Regions from separate parts of the Homo sapiens genome. Here region 2 is linked to region 1. The links are chromatin contacts, found by Hi-C or POLR2A ChIA-PET in ENCODE. All regions are on one chromosome and are shown on one strand. Each heading gives the region's core, a stretch centred on a gene start or an enhancer-like site at or near the end of the contact. The rest is flanking DNA. Distances are from core to core; before and after follow the strand shown. Region 1 holds the start of SCN1B (sodium voltage-gated channel beta subunit 1). Region 2 holds the start of FXYD7 (FXYD domain containing ion transport regulator 7).

Region 1 (4,741 bases), core at 2,157-4,656:
AAGCCATCCTCCCACCTCAGCCTTCTGAGTAGCTTGGACTACAGGTGTAAGCCACCACGCCCGGCTAATTTTTTATTTCTTTTTGGAGATGGGATCTCACTGTGTTGCCCAGGCCAGTCTTGAACTCCTGGCCTCAAGCGATCCTCCCGCCTCAGCTTCCCAAAGTGTTGAGATTTCAGGCGTGAGCCACCACGCCCAGCCCCAGACCACACTTTGAGAACCACTATTATAGGTTCAAGGAGTTCATAAATGTGGCTACTTATAACAGGGCCCGGCACAGATGGAATGGAGTAAGTATTCAATAAATGTTACACTTATTGCATAAAAATAGAGGGAAAAAAGTAACTCGCGTAGTGAGTACCAAGTACGTACGTACCCAGCTCTGTGCCAAGATCTGATGTTCATTTTATTCTCACAGTGATTCCATGAGGTGGAGACAAAGATGTACACGCCCGAGGCTACCCAGCAGGGAGGCAGACTCCAGGCCTGACCCCTGGGGTCTCCACATTTACATGCAAGGTCCTAACCCCCTCAGGACCCCACCACAGCCCATTCAGGCTGACGTTGGTTGGATTCCTGTTTTACAGATGAGGAAATGAGCTTGGAGGCAAAGTCCCTGGTCCAGAAAGAACCCAGGTCCACCTCACGCAAACCTTGTCCTGGTTCCAGAGGGAGTATGTGGGGTAGAGACACCTTTGGCATGTCACACCCCCGGCTATAAGAATCATCCTAACTGATGGCTTGGAGCAGGGGACTGGAGGAGGGTTTGGAGAGTGGATCAGGAGTGGCATAGGAGGCAGAGCCAGCCTCTCCTATCCTCTAGTTGTGTGATCATGGCAAGGTACCCATGCTGAGCCTCAGTCTTCTATATCTGTAATATGGGTGTAATAATAATACCACCTATAGGAAAAATTAAATGAGCTAATGTTAGTAAAGTGCTTAGAATGCTTAGAACAGCACCAAGCCCATACATAGTAGGTGCTCACTGAACATAGCTTATAGGGCCGTGAGGTGCCTCCTGTCCAGTGCTGAGGCCTGTCCTCACTGTGCCTTCACCTACCATCCCCCACCAGTGGAAGGGCCCGGAACAGCAAGAGGGTTATTCTCTGCAGGGGAATTTCACAGCTCAGAAGGTGCTGGCGTAAAAGTCTAGACCACAGAGGTGTCGGATGTCCCTGGCTCCCTGCCCCTCTGCCATGGTCCTGCCCCACACCCTGGCTCCTCTTGCCTGGCAGGGCTGGGCCAGGGGGATTCTGAGACCTTACCCCACCCGGAATTGGAGGCTAGGATCTGGGTAGTGACCCTTCAGCCGAGAGTCTCACTCCCACCCTGGTCCTGACAGCCCAGAACTCCCATCTCCATTCTCTCAATTTGGCAGAACCTACTGGTAGGACAGGCCACTCACCACTGCTGGGGCAGGATTCCACATCCATCCTAGGCCAGCTACATGACTCTGGGCAGGGGCACGGCCCTCTCCCAGCCTCAGTTTCTTCATCTGTAAAATGGGGATAATAGAACTTGCTGAAGGTTTGGGGCAGTAGAAGTGGGTTCTGCAAATCCCAAGGACTTAGTGAACATTGGCATTCATTTATTTGTTTGACAAATATTGATTGAGTACCTACAATGTGCCAGGAACAGTTCAAGGTGCAAGAGACACAAGACAATATCCTCACCTGGGAGATTTTTTTTTTTTTTTTTTTTTTTTTTTTTTACATGGAGTCTCACTCTGTCACCAGGCTGGAGTGCAGTGGTGTGATCTCGGCTCATTGCCACCTCTGCCTCCCGGGTTCAAGCGATTCTCCTGCCTCAGCCTCCTGAGTAGCTGGGACTACAGGCATGTGCCCCCACGCCCAGCTAATTTTTGTATTTTTAGTAGAGATGGGGTTTCACCATGTTGGCCAGGATGGTCTCGATCTCTTGACCTCGTGATCCGCCCACCTCGGCCTCCCAGAATGCTGGAATTACAAGCGTGAGCCACTGCGCCCGGCCTTTTTTTTTGAGACGGAGTTTCGCTCTTGTTGCCCAGGCTGGAGTGCAGTGATGCGATCTTGGCTCACTGCAACCTCTGCCTCCCGGGTTCAAGCGATTCTTCCTCAGCCTCCCAAGTAACTGGGATTACAGGTGCCCACCACCACTCCCAGCTAATTTTTTTTGTATTGTTAGTAGAGACGGGGTTTCACCATGCTCGTCAGGCTGGTCTCGAACTCCTGTCCTCAGGTGATCTGCCCCCCTTGGCCTCCCAAAGTGCTGGGATAGCGGGGGGCGGCTCACATCTGTAATCCCAGCATGGTCAACATGGTGAAACCCTGTCTCTACTAAAAAATAAAAAAATTAGCCAGGCATGATGGTGCACACCTGTACTCCCAGCTACTTGGGAGGTTGCGGCAGGATAATCGCTTGAACCCGGGAGGCGGAGGTTGCAGTGAGACGAGATCAGCCACTGCACTCCAGCCTGGGCAACAGAGCCAGACCCTATCTCAAAAAAAAAAAAAAAAAAAAAAAAAAAAAAAGAACATAATGTCAGGTAGTGAGGCTGCTGTGGAAAACACTCAACAAGAGGTAAAGAGTAAAGGAGGTCAGGTTAGGAGCGGGGAAGGCAGTTTACCCTGAAGGGACACAGAAGACCTGACGAAGGTGACATTGGAGCCATGGAGGCCCACGGAGAGGGGCGGGGCAGGGGGGGAGAGCCGGGGCAGAGGGGAGAGCTGGGGCCAAGGCCCTGAGGCAGGAACGGGTTCCCTGTGTTGGGAACAGCAGGAGGGCCTGAACAGCCAGAGTGGAGTGGGAGGAAAGAGGGGTAGAAGGTGACATCAGGGACATAAATGGGTGCAGGGGATCACGAAGGGGTCCTCCTCCTGAAACAGCACCTCCAGATTCCCGGGGCTGCTTCTCTCCAGGGTGCCCCGCCTGCTTGGGTGAGGTCCGGATTGTAGCTGTAGTCCTAGCCTGACGGCCCCCCACCCTCCTCTAATGCCTACTTGGGGTCCCTGCACATTGACCCCCAGGCCTGGATATCAGGGCTCAGGGGAGATAACTTGGAGGTTCGCCCTCTGGAACTCCTGAGGATGACCTCCATCATTTGAAGTCGGAAACCCGGCCCCCAAACTGCGCTCTAAGTCCTCCTGTGACTCTGGGGGTGACCTTTCCAGACTCCCTGGGAAGGTGGGGGGGGGGGGGTGGTCCTCAGAGCCCCAGCGGGGTCGGAGACACACAGACCACCCTCCCCGTTCCCAGAAGTCGCGGTCCCTGCGCCACCCGGAGAGGCCGGTGCAGCGGGCGCCTCCCGGGCCGCTGCGGCAAAGGCTGGGCGGCCGCGCCTTCCCCCCGCGGTGATTCATCCCGCCCCCTCCCTCTCCTCCCTCGTCCCTCCCTAGGCCGCCGCCGCCGCCGCCGCCGCCGCCGCTGCAGTGCGCAGGAGACCGCGGTCCGCGCCCGAGCGCGCCCGAGCCGGAGCGGGACCGGGGTCGGTGCACCTAGCGGATGTGCCCGGCTGCGCGCGCCAGCGCAGCAGCCCGAGCAGCGGCCGCCGCCCGCGCGGCGGGGATGCCCGGACGCCGGGCCCCGGGGCTGGGCCCCCGGCGGTAACCGGAGCGGGGGGGCCGCGCCCCCCCTCCTCCCCCCTCGCCGGTCCCAGAGCCGCAGCTGCTGCGCCCGCGCGCTCCCGGGGACATTCTAACCGCCGCCAGGTCCCGCCGCCTCTCGCCCCGCTATTAATACCGGCGGCCCGGGAGGGGGGCGCAGCACGCGCCGCGCAGCCATGGGGAGGCTGCTGGCCTTAGTGGTCGGCGCGGCACTGGGTGAGTGCGCGGGGGGCGCGCGCGGCCGGGGGGCACCGCGGGGGCACTGGCGGGGCGGCGGGAGTGGCGCTCGGGACACGGGGCAGCCGCGCGAGGGCCACCCCCGGCCCATCCCCGGGCCCCGCCAAGTCAGCTTCAGAAGTTGTGCGCGCGGGAGCCGGGCTTGGGGAGGGCAGTGGAGGTGAGGGTGGGCTCCAGCGGGTGGGGGCCGGGCTGGCACAGCCTGGCGGCTGCAGGCGCCCAGCCGGGGGCGAGGAAACGCGGAGTCAGCTGCTCCCGGAGCCCCGCAGGCTGCAATGTGACACCCACAGCCGCGGGAGGGGGGTGGGGGGAAGGCGGCGCCCGGAGACTGGGACGGGAAAGACGGAGGGACAGGGAGAGATGAAGACGGGAGGAAGGGGGCGAGAGACAGAGAAGGACTCGGAGCGCACCGGAGTGGTCCGCTGGGATGCTGGGGACATGGGGGTCAAGGGGGAGACGGAGACAGAGAGAGGGGTATTGGAGAGAGAGAGAGAGAGAGAGAGTTAAGAGACTGAGCGCGATGGAGAAAGGGAAACTTGAGAAAGGCAGAAGGAGATGGAGAGAAGAGAGAGGGAGATGCGGGTGCCCGTGAACACCGGGAGAGAATCTTGCATGGAGTTTGAAAAGGGATAGACGTAGAAAGGTGGAAAGAGATTAGGAGAGGTCTCCTTCTGAGCCCAGAGAGTGGACAAAAAGTGGAGGGACCTTCAGAGAGACCCCTGAGAGGGACAAAGATAGGAGGGACTGAGACAGAGGCCCTCAGGGAGTCTGAAAGGGACCGCAGGGGAGGCGGATGGATGAGAAGTCCTGAGGATCAGGAAACAAGGACAGCACAGGGCTGCAGCAGAAGAGACACAGCGTTAGCTACAGAGTGCTGGGAGGCAGAAAGGAGGTGCCAGGTAAGAGTGTGAAGGAATTCTAAG
Region 2 (4,534 bases), core at 1,600-4,099, 110 kb after region 1:
GGCAGTTAGGTGCCACCTGCCCCATCTGGGACAGTGCAGAGGGGGCAGCTGGGACCCAGAGAGTGTGGGCAGCCTGCCCAGACACCCTCAGACTCTAAGCCCAGCAAGGCAGAGCCTCCAGTGGTCTCCTCATGCCCCTCCCTGCCAGGACCCCAGGAAGCATTCAACCCCTGATTTCTCTCTCTTTCCAGAAAGTCCAAAGGAACACGACCCGTTCACTTACGGTGAGCGGGGGGTCTAATTTTGAGTCCTGGGGGAGAGCCTGGCTTTGCTGGTCCTTTGATTCCCCCTCGCCCTCCCCCAGAGTCCCAGTATTGATATCTCTGTCATTCTCCTTCCCTCTATTTTGTCCTTCCTCTCTGATTCCACCTGTCTGCATCTTTTCCTGTCTGTGTCTATCTGTGTCACTGTCTATGTGATACCTCTCTGGTTCTCTTTCTCTTGCCTGCGTCTGTCTCAGCATCTCGTGGCCCATCCTCTGCTTCTTCCCGTCTTCTCTCCCCCCTGTCCTCCTCCTCCCTGTCCCCTCCCTCCCTTTCCTATACACCCCTTTCCTCTCCCTGGTACCCCACTTTCCTCCTCCCATATCTGCTCCCCCTTAATTATCTTACTTCCCCCCTTCTGCCTGCTGGTCCTTTCTCCCTGTTCCCTCCTTCCCAATTTACCCCTCTCCTATTCTCCCTCCTGTCTTCCCTGCCCTCACCTTCCCTGCTCTGCTGCTCACAGACTACCAGTCCCTGCAGATCGGAGGCCTCGTCATCGCCGGGATCCTCTTCATCCTGGGCATCCTCATCGTGCTGAGTGAGTGCCCCTAGCTCCCGCCCTCTACCCCGCCTCTCCCTGGCCCCACCTCTCTCTGGCCCCGCCTCTCCCTGGCCCCGCCTCTCCCTAGCCCCCCTCTCCCTGGCCCCGCTTCTCCCTGGTCCCGCCCCTCCCTGGCCCCGCCCCGCCCCAACCCCTCCCAGGCCTTGCCCCGCCTACCCTGCCTTGGTTCCCCGGCCCCCGGTCTCGCCTCTAGCCCCGCCCCGTCCCCCAAGCCCCGCCCCTCGCGAGGGCGAGCTGGAGCTACAGCGCCGCTTGGCGCCCGCCGGGAGGGAGCCTCAGCTTCTCCTACCTCTCCACGCCCACAGGCAGAAGATGCCGGTGCAAGTTCAACCAGCAGCAGAGGTAAGACGCCCCTCCCCGCCCTCCTTCGCCCGCTCCTGCTCTGGAGGGCGCCGCGGGTGAGGCGGGGAGTACCCCTGACCCGCAGCCCGATCCCCGTCAGCGACTATGTATTAAGCACCTACTATGTGCCATGGCCCAAGCCTGGCCCTGGGACCAAGCGAGGAAAAAACCTCCCGCCCTTCCTGGCCGAGCTCCCAGCCTAGTGGAGGCGGTGGCCGTGGGTTCCAACAGCCCCACAGATAGAAAAATCACAAAGCGTGATAACACAAAGTGCAGGAAAGAAGAAACGGCGGTGAAATGAGATCATCTCACACGCGGCCCAGTTTAGCTTAGAGTCTTGTTCCTAGCTCTTTGATTCCTCTTCGAATAAAATGTTAAAGCATGGACAATGTATGAATATGTTAGAACAATTATAGATATTATCATAAGTAGTAGCTAATATTTACTGGGTGTGTACCACGTGTTAGATACGGTTTCACTTCCTCTGGGAGGGAGGTGCTGTTATTAACCCCATTTGACAGATGAGGAAACTAAGGCACAGGGAGGTAAAGTCACTTTGTTCAAGATCACTCAAGTGGAAGATGGGGGGTTCTGGGTTTCCAACCCAGGCCATCTCATGGCAGTCTGCCAAGTCCCCATGACTATCCCTCCCCCACCAACTTCACATCCCTGCCCCCAAATCCGCGGAGGTACTCACTGTTAACCAGCTTAGAAGCCCCCTGCCAGCACATAAGCTGCTCCTGGGTGCTCCTCATTTCTGGCGGACCCCGAGCCTGCTCTTCGTCCATATCTGGGCCTAGTTACACCAATCTGGGAAAGGAGGCTTGTACTGGGGGGTTCCTAGAAGGGCAGCCTCTCCCCCTTTCCATCCCGAAATCCCTCTGCCTCTGTCTTCCCAGGACTGGGGAACCCGATGAAGAGGAGGGAACTTTCCGCAGCTCCATCCGCCGTGAGTCTGGGGAGACTGCGGGTATTCTGGGGAGAGGGCTGGTTCCAAGGACCGCTTTTCCCGGCCCTCCCTGGCTGCGTAGAGGGAAGGGCTGGATCTGAAAGCGGAGGGCGGGGAGTTGCCCCGCCGCGGGCCCCACCTGCCCAGGAGCTGGGGATGCCTCTCCAGAATGACCCCCGATCTCCGTGTTCCCCCCAGGTCTGTCCACCCGCAGGCGGTAGAAACACCTGGAGCGATGGAATCCGGCCAGGTGCTGCAGCTCTGACACGGCGGTGGGAGGGAAGGAGGGAGGAAGGAAAGGCGGGAGAGGGAGGGGGCCAAGTGCCAGAGTTGAAGGGCGGCGAGGGGTGGGGCTGGACGTCCCCCCTCGCCTCTCACCCTTTTCACCCTCACAGGACTCCCCTGGCACCTGACATCTCCCACGCTCCACCTGCGCGCCCACCGCCCCCTCCGCCGCCCCTTCCCCAGCCCTGCCCCCGCAGACTCCCCCTGCCGCCAAGACTTCCAATAAAACGTGCGTTCCTCTCGACAGCACTTTGTCGGTCTCGGTCCCTCAGCGCGAAACGCCAGCGCCACTGGGCCCCAGCAGGGGGCGCCCCACCCTAGAGGAAGGGGCGGGGACGACGGTGGTGGGCGGGGGCGGGGGCGGGGGTGGCCTGCACGGGGGCGGGCTCCCCGGGCCCCCATTGGCTGCAGGCCCCCCCACGCCAGGGCTCCCCCCAGCTCCCCCCCACATCGGTCCGTCCTGCTTCCAGCTGCTGCAGCGCGCCTTCGCCGCCAAAGCATCCAGCAGCCCCCTGCTCCGGCCCAGCATGGCGACCCCGACCCAGACCCCCACAAAGGGTGAGCGTCGTTTGGGGAGGGGGTTGCAGGGGGGCTCCGGGATCTGAGAGCCTAGGAGAGAGGGTGTCGGGAGATTCAAGCAATGGTAAGGCAAGGGAGTTGGGGGAGGGAGGTCCGCTCCTCCTGTGGGCGGAAGCCCCTGTAATGCGCCCCCCCGATCGCCCCTCCGGGTCTCTGGGACACCCCCTCCCCGGCAGGCGTCCTGTGCCAGACCTGCGGTTGGAGAGTGGCAGTCCCGGGAGAAGGGATGCTCGGACAGGTCGCTATGGCAACCGGGTGGCTGGTCCCGCACCGTGGTGGTAGCAGACGGGGAAGAGATGAGCTTGCAGGGTGGGAGCGGGTGGGTCTGCGACCAGAGACGTTCTGGAAGATTTCAGGGTCCCTGGGGTGGGCAAGGGAAGGGGAGGAGGTTCATGTCCCTCTTCTTTCCAGTGCTGTCTCCTAGGGTGTCTGTTTCCTGAAACCCTTGACAGCCAGGTTCAGAGGAAAGGAGTGAGAGCTGAAGGAAGAGACAGAGAGAAGGGATATAGCAAGAGACAGACAGGGAGAACCTGGAAGAGACAGAGACCAAGAGAGGCAGGAGATCCAGAGTCACAGATACAAAGACCCAGGAAGACAAATAGATGGACTCAGAGAGATTCCCAGTGGAGGGGAGAGGCTGAGAGCAGTAGACAGAGATGCAGAGAGAGAGAGAAAAAAAAATGAGAGCCTGGGAGATAGTGGGATTGAGACCGCTATGGAGAGAGAAGCAGAGAGACGGAGGGAGAGAGACGGACCCATGGGGAGAGAGGGGAGTAGAAAGAGAAGAAGGGAGCCATGTGGGGTGGGGCCCAAACCACTGCAGTGAGACCCTATGTGTGGGAATGGGGCGATGGGACCCTCCTTCCAGCCCACAGCAGGGGTGTTTTCCAATCCCAGAGGTGCTGTTGGGTATACACCTAGCTGCCCCTACTGCCCCCATCCAGCCACACACTGATTTCCATTCCACACCAATTAACCCAGTTATGCACCCACTTAAACACCCACTTCTACCGTCGCCCCCTAATAGCCCCCACTGCTAATCCTGCTTCTGCAGATGAGCAAGGCACAGACTGCTTCAAGAGGGAGCCAGTGCCCAGCAAGGGTCTCCAGCACTGAGGGCAGGGGACCAGGGGTGCTGAGAAGCCCCTGGCAGTGAAGGGAACCCGAATTCCACTTGGATGGCTCCCTCCCTTCCGCGCTTCCCAGCAGGCGGGGGCTGCTGCACTGAGCCATATCTGCAGAATCCGAAGCAGGGCGGGGGGTGGGGGGGGCTGCAGAGGCTGGAAGCTACCCTAGGGAGGGGGGCAGGGCTGAGGCAGCAGGCCTGGCGGGAGCCCAGGGCTTCTTTTTGCAGAGGTGGTGGTTAGCAGGATCGATGGCAGCAGACGGGCAGAGGTGGGAGGACAGACTCCTCAACCCAACCTCCTCTGCCTCCCCCTTTCCCAGTCACAGCATGACAGGGGACCGCAGGTCTCGGGAAACCCCGGGGGAGGAAAAGCATGTTGTGCATTGCAAGCTGCTTAAGGAAACTAATTAATGAATTGTTGGGGAGCG

The links. Hi-C counts contacts between places; a loop is a spot of excess contacts on that map. ChIA-PET counts read pairs that join two places held with the same protein, here RNA polymerase II (POLR2A). Pooled maps may share reads with other maps.
Region 2: a pooled map of gastrocnemius medialis shows a loop between it and region 1 (7-fold over the local background). The contact joins the promoter of FXYD7 here to the promoter of SCN1B in region 1. A Hi-C loop is called at or near these places in 1 of 168 maps with a recorded cell type or tissue (gastrocnemius medialis) and 8 of 50 pooled maps. POLR2A ChIA-PET finds 5 or more read pairs at or near these places in 6 of 52 experiments (CD4-positive, alpha-beta T cell, H1, MCF 10A and 3 more).

What each region holds. Positions count from the first base shown.
Region 1 is chr19:35,027,064-35,031,804 of GRCh38, forward strand. SCN1B (sodium voltage-gated channel beta subunit 1) reads left to right here and starts at 3,407. Exons shown (of 6, transcript NM_001037.5): 1 at 3,407-3,797. The coding sequence starts at 3,758. RefSeq lists silencers at 3,377-3,536, 3,876-3,984.
Region 2 is chr19:35,140,406-35,144,939 of GRCh38, forward strand. FXYD7 (FXYD domain containing ion transport regulator 7) reads left to right here and starts at 2,850. Exons shown (of 6, transcript NM_022006.2): 1 at 2,850-2,959. The coding sequence starts at 2,929. FXYD1 (FXYD domain containing ion transport regulator 1) reads left to right here. Exons shown (of 8, transcript NM_021902.4): 3 at 192-224; 4 at 727-801; 5 at 1,131-1,167; 6 at 2,067-2,116; 7 at 2,315-2,366; 8 at 2,512-2,704. The coding sequence ends at 2,337. RefSeq lists silencers at 731-860, 971-1,190 and enhancers at 825-1,387, 2,511-3,071, 3,072-3,633.